Regions from separate parts of the Homo sapiens genome. Here region 1 is linked to region 2. A link is a contact called in ENCODE Hi-C or POLR2A ChIA-PET data. All regions are on one chromosome and are shown on one strand. The core of a region is the stretch at or near the end of the contact, and the rest is flanking DNA. Distances in the headings are between cores, read along the strand shown.

Evidence for each region. Hi-C counts contacts between places; a loop is a spot of excess contacts on that map. ChIA-PET counts read pairs that join two places held with the same protein, here RNA polymerase II (POLR2A). Pooled maps may share reads with other maps.
Region 1: a pooled map shows a loop between it and region 2 (7-fold over the local background). The contact joins the promoter of CPEB1 here to the enhancer-like site in region 2. A Hi-C loop is called at or near these places in 3 of 50 pooled maps. POLR2A ChIA-PET finds 5 or more read pairs at or near these places in 4 of 52 experiments (HEK293, Panc1, common myeloid progenitor, CD34-positive and 1 more).

Annotation. Positions count from the first base shown.
Region 1 is chr15:82,643,134-82,649,489 of GRCh38, reverse strand. It overlaps CPEB1 (cytoplasmic polyadenylation element binding protein 1), which reads left to right and starts at 2,127. Exons shown (of 13, transcript NM_001365242.1): 1 at 2,127-2,353. It overlaps CPEB1-AS1 (CPEB1 antisense RNA 1), which reads right to left and starts at 1,720. Exons shown (of 4, transcript NR_046096.1): 1 at 682-1,720. RefSeq lists a silencer at 1,338-1,907.
Region 2 is chr15:82,827,544-82,834,106 of GRCh38, reverse strand. It overlaps WHAMM (WASP homolog associated with actin, golgi membranes and microtubules), which reads right to left. Exons shown (of 10, transcript NM_001080435.3): 9 at 3,028-3,508; 10 at 1-878. The coding sequence ends at 571. Among named protein-coding and RNA genes, the nearest start is that of WHAMM, 21 kb to the right of the region's middle. RefSeq lists enhancers at 1,309-1,508, 622-1,821. Within about 2 kb of position 1,391, at least 7 of the 41 ENCODE cell types and tissues checked have a DNase peak (open chromatin) inside an H3K27ac peak, as active enhancers do.

The DNA of each region.
Region 1 (6,356 bases), core at 878-3,377, 190 kb after region 2:
TGTAGGCATCTGGGTGTGCCACCCTATCAGAAGCAGCCATCCTACGCTGCTTGTGGGCCAGGACAAGACTCAAGTAGGCTACTCCTGGAGAAAGCATGGCTCAAGAGGTAGGGGTCCCAGCGAAGTTGCTCCTGCCTTGTCCCTGTAGTCATCACCCTTTCTGCCCATGACCTCAGCAACCCAAAGAAGCTCCTGTAAGTAGACCAAGTGGATGGAGACTGGCCAACTCCCACTGTCACTCACCCCCTCGTGGACTTCTACTCTTATGCTCACCACCCTTCCCCCCTTAATCCTTCTGAAACACTAGACTATAATATCAGCTTCCTCTTTCTCCATCACCTCAGGCAGAAACTGACAGTTACCTGTCCCTCTCCCCTTAGCCATTAGATCAAGCCCAGGAAGACGGCAGCACCATCCTTCCTAAGTGCCAGGAGAGGACCGGAGCATAGTTAGTGCTTATTAAATAGTATCATGATAACATGACACATGTAAAACACTTAGCAATGTTCAATAAACTCTGGTCCCTTTCCTCCCCACTCCAGTCCCTTGTTTTCCCCCTTTTCTGTCCAACCTCTTCTATGTCTCCAGCAACACCTTAAAACAGACCCGACAACTGCCAACCCCTTTTACAATTCTCTAATAGTTTTCCTGCTGTCTGCAGAATAAAGGCCCCTTACAAACCGGGCCCAGGCTTCCCTCCGGCGGTATCAGGTCGCATCATCCTCAGTCCTGGTCAGAGGGAGCCGCTCGGTGCCGTCCTCCCTCTCTGCCTTTGCTTGATCTTCCGCCTGGAATGCCATCTCCGACTCTGCGTTTGCCTGGGGTTTCCGGTCCGCCCCTGCGCCAGGTGCCCTAGGACGCCTGCCCTGGAGCCCTCGCCCTATCCCTTGCCCTATTTCTGTGAAACTTTCTATCTCAGTGTGTCAGGAGCGCCGGAAGCGGTTTCTCCGGAGAACTCCGGTCCAAAGAGGACCAGTGATGTCTTTGGAACTTTCTGGAACTTCCTGACTCTCGCGGCCCCCTCTGCAGCGCACGGAGCAGAGGGTCTAAAGTGAGTGCGCCTCCTGGAGCCCAGGGGCTACAGTTCCGACCAAGGATGCCAGGGCAGGCTCTCGCCCTGGAGAGATCACTGGAAGAGAAGGAGCGCGGACACGAGGCTCTACTGACGAAGCGATCGCCGCCGCTCGCAGGGGCTTGTAAATCGTGCCCTCTTTCGTTAAGAGGGAAACTGAGGCCCAGGGCAGACAGTGACTCGGCAAGGGTCACTTAGGTGATGGCGCGCTCAGGCTTAGGTCTCTGGCCCCCCAGGGGGCAGCTGTGGCTAGCAGCGGCGGCAGTCCCCGCCGGGTTCCGGGTGGGCGGCGGAGCCCTCCTCGGCTCGGCCTGCTAGGAGGGGCGGGGCGCGAGGGGGCGGAGGCGAGGGCCCGGGCGGGGCCGACACAGGTGCTCCGCATCCGGCCGGGGGGCGGCTCCGAGGAGCGGCTCGTAGGAGCTTCATAAGCTGCCGGGGTGCGGGGCTGCGCGCGGCCCGCTGCAAAAATAGTGCCCACGTGCGTGCGCGTCTCTCGCCCGCCGGCTGGCCGGTCAGCCCGTCAGCCCCGCAGGGCCACACCGGCCCCATGGCGTTCCCGCTGGTAAGAGCCACCCGCCGCTCGCCTGGGCGGGGCCGCGTCCCGGCCGCAGTAGCTAACGGTCCGCGCGCAGCCGGGTCCGGCGCCGCGGTACCCCCATCCCCCGCCCCGTGCGGGCGAGTCCCGGGCGGGGCGCGGTCACGTGCCCGCGGGCGTGGGGCCTCGTGGAGGGGTGGAGGGCGAGGGGGGCAGGGAGCCTCCTCGTGACTCAGGGCCTTTGGGCTTAAAGGCGCCGCAGCCCTGCGGGGGCGGCCGGTGGGGCCTCCGAGCCGCACTGCGGCCTCCAGGCGGCCTCGAGCGTCTGTCCAGACGGGAGCTGACCGGACATAAAGGAGCACCGGCGCCCGGAACGTTTCTTTCTCACACTGCCGTCGCACGGGAGACCCGAAGCCGCTGGCGCTGGAAGCTCACGCCCCCTGCGGGTCTCTTTAGCACCCGGCGCGCGGTGGGGGCGCCCGGGCGGGACGGGGCGGGGCTGCTGACGGCGTAGACCCCGTGCTCTGTGGAGAGCCCCACGACGGCGGCGGTCGCGGCACCTTTAAGGTGGAGGGCTCAAGCCCCTCGTGCGGCTTCCCAATCCTGGGCAGGTCACGTGGCTTCACACCTTCGCTTGGCGCCGGAGAGGGAGTCTCGGGGGCGGGGCTGGCCAGGTAGTGTGGCGCGAGGGCGGAAGACTGGCGGGGCTTCGTGCCCGGGAGACCCGCCGGGCTGGCGGCATTGAGGTGGGTCCTGGTCATGGGCGGGAGAGGGTTAGGCTTGCAGGCCGCGGAGGTGGCGTAGGCGGGGAGCGACCCGAGCCCACTCTGGGCTGTGCTGTTCGGACCCTCAGCCTGGCGAGTGGGTGCATGTGGCCTGGCGTTCTGGTCATTCTCCTCAGTGCCGGACGAGGCCAGGTGCCCAGACTCAGGGGCGGCCTCAGGTTTGGCGGAGCAGCGGCTGGGGCCCTGGACGAGTCGCCCCCCGTGATGACGAGCGGTTGGGCGGGCCTGTGCCCGCCTGGAGTCACCTGAGTGTGGGGGGACTCACCCACAAAGGGGTCCTCACCTTGGGGTGTCCCACCCGGCGTCATTCCCCGAGGCTTTTTCATGTCATGGGTTCCTCAGCGGTCGAGTCGACCGAGGCTTTGCTGCCTCATTCCTAGAGGACCCAGGGAGACCAGAAGGCTCTGTGAGCGGCCCCGCGTTGACCCCGTGACCGAGAAAAGCCAGGCAGACGCCTGGGCTCTTGGGCGCTTTCGTGGGCGCGCGCTTATTTTTCGGGGGCACTTTGCTCCCTGCAGCCCTGGCCCCTTGCACCGTGCTCTCAGCTGGGGGAAGAGAGTCGGGAGCCGAATTCGCTCTTAGAAGCCGGGGTGCCTCCCGCCAGGCCCGCCTGGGAGGAGGCCGCGTCTCTCCTCCCCCGCCCCGCGCCTGCAGCCCCGGCCCTGACTGACGCCGCATTTCTCTGGCAACCGCTTCCCTTGGTCTCCCTGGCTACCGCCCAGCCTCCCCGCGCTCTCTCCTGGCACCTGAGTCAACTACTGGGCTGTGTCGTTGGTGGGGAAGAGGGGCAAGTGGGTGGGGTTCCTATTCTGGAAGGCACAGGTGCACCGCCCGCCTCTTGGCTGCCCCTCAGGTGACGGTGCGGTCCCTTGCTAGCGGGAAGAGTGTCTGCTAAGGACAGTTTGCACCCTGAGGCTCATGTTCCCTTTGAGTCTAGGGACACATGCTGGGTTAAAAAATAAAAATAAATTCAAACAGGACCCAACCTTGGAAACCTCAAGTTGGTGATTGTTTTCCTGGTTGGTTTTTTGCATAGTTAGAAAAGCTTGTGGAGCTCAATGGGGCTGCTGGCTGTCGGAAAACCCTGGGGACGGTGTTTTGGGGACTCATCACTGGTCTTTTATTTGTCCCCATTGAGCTGGCTTGGAGCTGAACTGTATTCCCAGAGCACGTTGCTGTAGGAGTTTGGCTTTTTATTTTTTAATATTTATTTATTTATTTATTTATTTTGAGAGGGAGTCTTGCCCTGTCACCCAGGCTGGAATGCAGTCTCGCGATCTTGGCTCACTGCAGCCTCCGCCTCCCGGGTTCAAGCGATTCTCCTGCCTCAGCCTCCTGTGTAGCTAGGATTACAAGCTCGTGCCACCACGCGCGGCTGATTTTTGTATTTTTAGTAGAGATGGGGTTTCAGCATGTTAGCCAGGATGGTCTCGAACTCCTGACCTCGTGATCCGCCCACCTCGGCCTCCCAAAGGGCTGGAATTACAGGCGTGAGCCCCCTTGCCTGGCTGAGTTTCGCTTTTTAAATTTTTTGTCACGGCGATTTAAACTTTGGGTGGCCTGGTAGTGCCTGCTCAGTTTATAGAAGTAGGATTTGGAAGTTGACTACTCTGTGTGTAAGTCAACCTTTGTAATAAAAAAGTACGGCCCGGCCCCATGACTCACGCCTTTAATCCCAGCACTTTGGGAGGCCCAGGCGGGCAGATCACCTGAGGTCAGAAGTTCAAGACCAGCCTGGCCAACAAGGTGAATTCCCGTCTCTCCTAAAAATACAAAAATTAGCCGGGCATGGTGGTGGGCGCCTATAATCGAAGCTACTTGGGAGGCTGAGGCAGGAGAATCGCTTAAACCCAGGAAGTGGAAGTTGCAGTGAGCCGAGATCAGCCACTGCACTCCAGCCTGAACGACAGAGCGAGACTTCGTCTCAAAAAACAAAACAAAACTTGGTTTCCCCCCTCCGAACCGTTTGTCTTGTAAACAACTCCCTGGTCTAGGCTCCCATGTGTGGGAGGGAGGTTGTGCCAGCCTGTGCAGCACATCAGAGGTTGGAGAGCTGATGCCTGTGGTGAATAATCATGGAACCGTTTGCAGTTTGGGTTAGGCCATAGGCGTTTGATACAGGAATGGTTCTATGTGCTTTTCTTTCGCTGTAGTGCACAAACCAGTGCCCATGAAGTAAAAAGTGGAGGAGGAAGATAAAGTAGTAAGACTCCAGGCTCAGCACCAAACTTAACTAGTGACCAAATGATAATAGCTGCCTTAATAAGCATTTTCACTGAGCACAACCATTAGTTTTATTCTTAGTCTTTAAAATGGGTTGCAAACTCAAACCCTATAGGGGCCAGAGGTAACATAAATGAGCAAAGGAGGAGGAAAGAAAGGTAATGGCTTCTGAACTACAGAGTATGTGCCTCTTTGAAAGGAGCAGCCACTAGCTGATTGTTGCTCAGCAAAAATGTGGGCCCAGAGTCGGTGGATCTTTGACTTGCTTCTAAACTGGCTATCTCTATTTTGATGGATCTCCTGACTTTTAAATGTAGCATTAAAAAAATTTTAAACACTATAGACCAAATGTAACATGTCTTTAATGTTGGATTCAACCTGAAGGCTAGTTTGGAATCTGTCTTAAAACATCCGTTTTGGATTTCCCCGCTGTTTTGCAGAAAAGGAAACAGGCTTTAGAAATCAAGTCACAAGGCTGTTAAGTGATGGAATTGTGTGAACCTAGGTCCTTCTGGTGCCGTAGCCCAGCCTATTATGTGTGTTCTGTTATGTCAAAGGATCAAGGGGTTATTGGTGGCGTACATTCTAGAAAAAAGGTGGTGGTCTGGGAGCTGGTCACATTTATAGGCAAAGTGAACCTTAACTGCATTGGCAGGAATCCCAGTTGCTGTAGAAGTCAGTGTGGGTCTTCTGAGTGTTAGTACAGCAGTGCTGATGTTAGGAGGAATGTGCTGTGTCTATCATTCCACAATGTATGTCAGAGCAGTTAGCTGATCCTGAGAGCCGGAGGTCTGGGGAAGGCAGGCTCCTCCCACTGTGGGGGTGACCCTCCCAACCCTCTGCACAAAAGGCTCCTTTTTTTCAGGACAGTTAAAATTTCAGTACTAACTTTTTCTGTCTGAGGCAAGGCAAATTTGAAATTATATAATTGTTTTAAGACCTGTAAAAGTAACATGGAGCTTACTAAATCTCACCTTGTCTGTCTTAGCTAAGATTCCCATAATGCTGTCTCTTAGATTTCCAGGAAGAATTAATAAAGGTTAAAAAAAATTTTTTTAAAGCAGTCTGTGGTAAAATCTGAGATAAGCTCCCGGGGCATAAAATAGCCCTGCCCCAGAAATGAGGGGCTGGGGTTTCAATTCTGGATAAAACTTAGAATCCCAGCATTGTACACAGCCACACTTACGGATGTAAAGGGGTATGTACATTTTTTTTTTCCTATATTTCATTTTCAAGGATTTTTTTTTTTTGAGATGGAGACTCTGTTGCCCAAGCTGGAGTGCAGTGGCACAATCTCGGCTCACTGCAACCTCCGCCTCTGGGGTTCAAGCAATTCTTCTGCCTCAGCCTCCCAAGTAGTGGGGACTATAGGCACGCGCCACCACGCCCGGCTAATTTTTGTATTTTTACTAAGATGGGGTTTCACCATATTGGCCAGGCTGGTCTCGAACTCCTGACCTCGTGATCTGTCCGCCTCAGCCTCCCACAGTGCTGGGATTACAGGTGTGAGCCACCGTGCCCAGCCTCATTCCCAAGGATTTAAAGGAGTAAAAAGCATATTCAGAGCTTTTGCCAAAGAATTTTTTTCTGTGAGAATGTAAACTCAGACACAAGCTAGATAGCTTTCTTACCTGTATCCTGGAAAGTTTTTGGAAAGATGAAAACTTTAAAATGTTACCTGCCTCTAGCTGCTTCTTAGCAACCTTTACCAGCAAGGCACTCAGCTATGAGTTCAGTGTTT
Region 2 (6,563 bases), core at 142-2,641:
AAGATCGTGCCACTGCACTCTAGCCTGGATGACAGAGAGATTCTGTCTCAAAAGAAAGAAAAAAAAAAGGCTGGGCGTGGTGGCTCACACCTGTAATCCCAGCACTTTGGGAGTCTGAGGCAGGCGGATCACGAGGTCAGAAGATCGAGACCATCCTGGCTAACACGGTGAAACCTCGTCTCTACTAAAAAATACAAAAAATTAGTTGGGCAAGGTGGTGGCGCCTGTAGTCCCAGCTACTCGGGAGGCTGAGGCAGGAGAATGGCGTGAACCCAGGAGGCGGAGCTTGCAGTGAGCCAAGATCGCACCACTGCACCCCAGCCTGGGAAGCGGAGCTTGCGGTGAGCCGAGATGGCGCCACTGCACCCCAGCCTGGGCGACAGAGTGAGACTCCATCTCAAAAAAGAAAAAAAAAAAAAATGCTGCAGCAGCCTACACAAGGCCCTGCTGATCTTCCGGGGTGTTATGTGGCCCATCTATCAGCACCCTGTTAGTATGCTTTTCGATAGGTCTAAGACTCACCCACTTTATTCAAGCCTACTGTGGCAGGTGCCTTTGTCAAACTTGAGCCTAACCATCCCACTGGCCAGGGTCCTGCTCATCACTGTCCTCCTCAGAGTCAGCAGACACCCTCTTGATTCTCTGGAGCGCAGCCTTGATGCTCCTCTCAAGGTCACTGGTGCGTCTGTTGCTGGTTGGTTTGCTGCTGGGGTTTGGGCCAAGATCAGGGTGAACTTTCTTCAGTTTGACCCCTTGCCTTATGGCAGCCAGAATGTGCTCATTGATTGAGGCGTGGGGAGGGCGCACCGCCGGCACTTCCACCTTCCGGAGAGGAGCTCTGCCATGCCTTAAGGAGGCCAACACTTCATCCATAGATCCTGAAATTGAATAAGCAGAGCTAGTACTATCAATAAAACACTTTCCCTTCCCAGGACATTACTGCTATGAAATTGTGAAATCTCCTATCAGTTAACACCATGATTTAAACAAATAATCACTTCATTAAGCAAATGCCTTGATTACGTGCTAACGATAAGCTCCCTGGTTGAATCCAGGACAGCTGAATAGCTCATGTTTTAGCTTAACCACTTCCTTTCTGCTAACTTCTTCAAATCCATAGCAACTGACAGGAACAGACATGCACTTTTGTTAGAATGACGGTTTTTCAAGACAAATGTGATCTGTCCCTCCCATCCTGAAGAGTGTTACGGAGGCCTGGGGTGGAATAGTCTCACCCACTGTGCGTGACCTGGATACCTCTGAAGCTGTATCTCCTTCATTACCCTGTCCAGCTAAAAGAAATCTTTTAAAAAAAATTTATCCTGCTCAATTTAACTTCAGTCTTGGGTATTAGTCAGTGATGACTCATTCTATGACAATGAAGTGAGTAGGTTTCTACACATGAAAAGGCTTAAAATAAAACTTTAACCGGCAACTCAATGAACCGCCACCGGAGGGGTGGTGCTGGCACATTTTTCTGTATATAATGTGTTTAATTCCACCTACATTACCCTGAGGTGGCTTACATACTTTATTTTTGAGGATGTGAAATGCTGTCAAAACACAATTAGATCAGAGCTTCAAGGCATTGGTGAGGAGAAGCTATTTTTCACTCTGGCACCTGGAGACCCCTGAGAGGGTAAAAATCTTTTATCGCCTGCTGGAGACAGGCCTGACTGTGGCCACTAATTTAGAGATCTTCCAGGTAAGGCTTCAAGGATTAATAATCAATTCTAGTTCAGGATTGAAAGGCCGTGCTGTGGCTAACAAAAGGCTATTTTGCTTTGGATTTAAACTTATACCTTCTTATTACAATTTCTTTCTGGGGGTAATGAGACAGGTTTCACAATCAAGGGCATTCTCTGGTGCAAATTCACACTTTCTTATTCTTTCCTGTGAATTAGCAGCATTTGTGAGTTGAACAGAACTTCCCAAAACCATGTGCATTAAATCTGGGCTGGGAATGTGGCACCCCACAAAGATCTGCCCACTTCCAAAGTCCGATCTAGACACAGCCACGCGAACTCTTTACTTTTCATTCACAGGGCAGTTGTTGCAAACCCCATGGAAACAGGCCATTGGGTCTCCACCTAATATATGAACATTTTCATTTGTACCTGGTTCTAGGTACAGTGAAGCTCTGAACTCAGAATAGCCAGATTGCTCAATTAACCAGAATCACAGTTTGGAACTGCTATATCATTCATAACACTTATTACAGTAACCTTGCACAGTTTAGGTGGAGGTGCTTAAGCATACTTTTAAAAACAAATTTACATAAATTTTGCTAGGATTTATCTAAAGTGCACACACATACCCCCCAAAGAAGTAGGCTCCAAGTCTAGGCAGATTTAGGCCATTCTCCTCAACACTTAATGTCTAAAGTCAAAATTCAAATTCTGAGTGAGAACTATAGCCCTATTAAAGAAACTGTCAGGAGTATTCAGTGTACTGCACTTGCCAAGACAAGTGGCCCACTTTTTCTTTCTGTCCCATTGCACTTTAGAAAGATTTCCAATAGTAAGGGTCCTCAGTGTGCTAGTCAGTCTGCAAGAACAGCCTTCTACATTCTGGCTAGTATGCCTCTACAGTAATTTCCAACCAGTATTCTGCTTAAAATACAACAACTGGATTCTATAAAGGACTCAGAGATGCAAGAGTAAGCATAATTTAAAACAGTATTGAAAAGTATTCCAACGGCAGAAATCAAATACATACTGAAGTCTTAAGAAACTTCAAATAGGTTGATACTTTAACAACCTCAGAAACCCCAAGTCATGCGATCATTAAATGTATAGAGATGGTTTCTTCAAACTGAATTAACATTTATGAAACCAGATTTAGGCTATACTATACTAACTTTCCAATAAAAGAATAATGATACTCAAGGCAGCAAATACTGGAATATTTTAAGGCTATAGAGAATTATAAAAATGATTTCCATTTGAAGATGATGGCTTCTGAAGCTAGAATGCTTCAACAGCTTAACAACTCATGGGGAGCAGGGACAGAATTCCAGTGGATTACCTGGACATGAAAAACTTTCCAAGGAGTCACGTGGTCGCTCAGCAGGTGATTCGCACACTAGAGGACGTGGCTGGTCATCTTTCACTGGAGCCCGGAAGCCTAAGTTCTGATGAGTTGCAGCTTGAGAGGATGAGGACAGAGCACGGAGAGGAGGGGGTGGGGGCGGCGGTGGCGGCGGTGGTGGTGGTGGAGGAGGAGGAGGTGGTGGCAGTGACAATTCCTCACTGGATTTGGAATGTGTTTGATCACCAACTGGAACAAAAACCTGGACAGGGATATTTCCATGACAGTTTTGACACTTGGGGCTTTTCACATTACCAGCTTCCGATAGGGGAACACCTCTAGTTTTCCTAGAGGACGGGTGAATTACTGACACCGCGTGGGAAGCTGGCAAGCACATCTGCTGGGAAAGATCACTTGGCAGGTTTGGAGCCACAGGTTCTGAGCCAGAGGTGTTTCGGACAGATTGAGCTAGGCGTTTCTGAAAATGAAAAACCATGGTGAGCAATCTGCCACAAGTGCAAACCATCAAAATGCTGAAACTTTCTAGAAATCTATAAACACATCCGTTTCTATGCATGGATGGTCTAATTCACAAAGTGACTCCTTGTTTGTACAGCCATCCTTTCTACCGAACCCATTTTTCATGGATTAAAAAAAAGATAAGCATTTATATCCTTTGATCAAGTATTACCTTCTCTGTAATAAAATGAAGATATGAAAGCATACATATAGAGGAAAATAGTCATCAACTTTTAGTATGGAAAATTAGAAATGCTAAAATACGAATAATAAGATATTTGTTGAAAAAATTATGACAAATCTATTCAAAATATTAAGTAGCCGGCGACAGAGCAAGACTCCGTCTCCAAAAAAAAAAAAAGCCATAAAAAGTGATAAATAGTACAACGCCTGAAACATCAGAAAAAAATCAGATGATAGTGTTCAATGAAAACCAGATATAAAATAGTATGTATTATGATTAAAAATGAGAAAAGTTCTATGAAAAATGCCAGCACAGTCGACATCCAAGTGGAAGCTATAACAGAGCCTGTGGATATTTCTTTTCTCTTACTTTTAGGCTTAAGAGTTAATTTCATAATTTAAAAAATGTAAATTGAAAAAGTTCTGGTCTTTCAGGTATTCATTTGATATAGAAAAACCTAGCCCTACAAAGAGCTAATCTTGAGAGGAAGTCCCTAAAGAAGGCACTGATTAGCCAATAAAACATAAAATGTAATACTATGAACTCATTAAAATGAACTAGCTCTATACATATTAACATGAATATATCTCAAAAACCTAAGTTAAAGAAACTGGCAAAGGATGAGTTCAATATGATCCTATCAATGCAAACCTAAACACACACACACCCCCCCCATGCAATCCATGATAAACTCAAGGACACACACACACACACCCCATGCAATCCACGATAAACTCAAGGAGTATTTCTATTTCCCTCACTTTCTGCTCCTTTCAGGACAAATAGCAATGTCATGGCGACAAGCCCCCAAACCTCCCTGATGCAGACACAGCCATGCAGCTGCCGTCCTGCAGCCTTCTGTCAGAGACCATGCCAGCAGAATTAGAATCCCAGAAAATGGGCCAGAGGGCTAAACTCCAGTGGTCATCCAACTGATCTCCATCCAACTGATCAGGTCATCCCTGATGCTGGGGTTCCCTGAACCACCCAAGGATGCCCTCTGTGGCATCCCGGCTGCAGCATGTCACTGTGACTCTGGACTGTTAAGTTCTGCCTTTGTTTTTTTGTAGAGACGGGGTCTCACTTTGTTGCCCAGGCTGGTCTCAAACTCCTGGGTTCAAGCAATCCACCTGCCTCACCTTCCTGAAGTGCTGGGATTACAGGCGTGAGCCATGGCGCCTGGCCGAGTTCTGCCTTATATTGCACATACAGCCTGTCCACGCATGATAAATTAAATCCTTTACCTTGTACAGCCCTTCAGATATTCAAAAAACTTTCTTGATCGCAATAGATATCATGCATCACATGATTTTATTTCTAGTTTTCTCCCTCTCCTACTTCCTCCCTTCCAAATGTGCTCAAATTGGCTATGTCCCCTTCAAGGGTGGCACTTCTTGGTAAACACAGAACTCCCTTATTCTGTGTATGGCCGCTGTCCATACATCCCAAAAGCCCATGAGCTTTCGTCACACAGGTGGCTCATTAAACTGAAGGAAACTGAATTCTTAAATTCTTTTACCCAAAATTTAAGCCACACAGACTTTCCTATCACCCCATGCAAGTGCATACCTCCATATGGGCTTTTTTGGACTAGAAAACCAGTAATTTATCCCAATTTGGGATGAACTTGTTAGCGTTTAACTAATTGTTCCAGTTTCGCTGGGAGCTTAGGAGGCCTGATTCTGTCATTTTAAATCTGCCTACCCCTCCCATTTTCATATCACCCACACATGAAAAAGTAATCTTCTGTATTGCCAAACAATTCCTTGATCTGAGTGAGGCCTGAGGAGATGGGCTGGTTGCCCTTGGATCCCTTCCTCCACACTGACTCCATTCTGTTCATCGAAACTCTCTTGGTGATGGTGACCAGCCAGTTCCTCTCTACCTCACTGGCTCTGTGTTCATCTGGTATTCATGCAGCTCCTTCAATTCATGCTTCCTGCTGCAGTTCACACCCAGGCCCCGATCCAGGGCAATCACATCAGAATTTCTATGGGTGGGGCTGGGCCTTAGTACTTAGAAGAAGCTCTCCAGGGGATGTGGATGTGTTGCCCAGGCTGAGAAGCCCTGTGTGGCTCTGGAGTAAGACCTGGCTTCAATTCCTGCTGTTTAACCTTGAACTAAGTTGTGTAACCAACCATTCTGAACCTTGGTTACTCATTTGTAAAGTGGTGATGAAACTATCTCACAAGGCTGTTTCAAGAACTAAGTGAGAGTGAATGTGAAGTGCCTAGCATGGTGCCTGGTATACAGAAGGCATCTGATACCTATTCCAGAATCTTTTCTGGGATAAAGTGGGTTGTTTTTGGGGGCTACAATAAACTTGGGTCTTTGTGAAGGGGCTGGGGAATGAAAGCAGGTCTATGTTTTACAGTCAGTAAATTCAATGATATTCTTAAATAAGCCCCTATTTACTTTTTTTTTTTGAGACAGAAGAGTCTCACTCTGTTGTTCAGGCTGGAGTGCAGTGGCGCAAGTTCAGCTCACTGCAACCTCTGCCTCCCAGGCTCAAGTGATTCTTGTGCCTTAGCCTCCCAAGTACCTGGGACTACAGGCATGCACCACCATGCCCGGCTAATTTTTGTATTTTTAGTAGAGACAGGGTTTCACCATGTTGCCCAGCCTGGTCTCAAACTCATGACCTCAAGGAATCTGCCCGCCTCAGCCTCCCAAAGTGCTGGGATTACAGGCGTAAGCCACCGTGCCTGACTCCCTATTTACATTGTTTTAAAAAACCTATTTACCTTTAGATGAATGTTTGAGGTGATGGATATGCTAATTACCCTGATTTGATCATTACACATTATACACCTGTATCAAAATATCACAC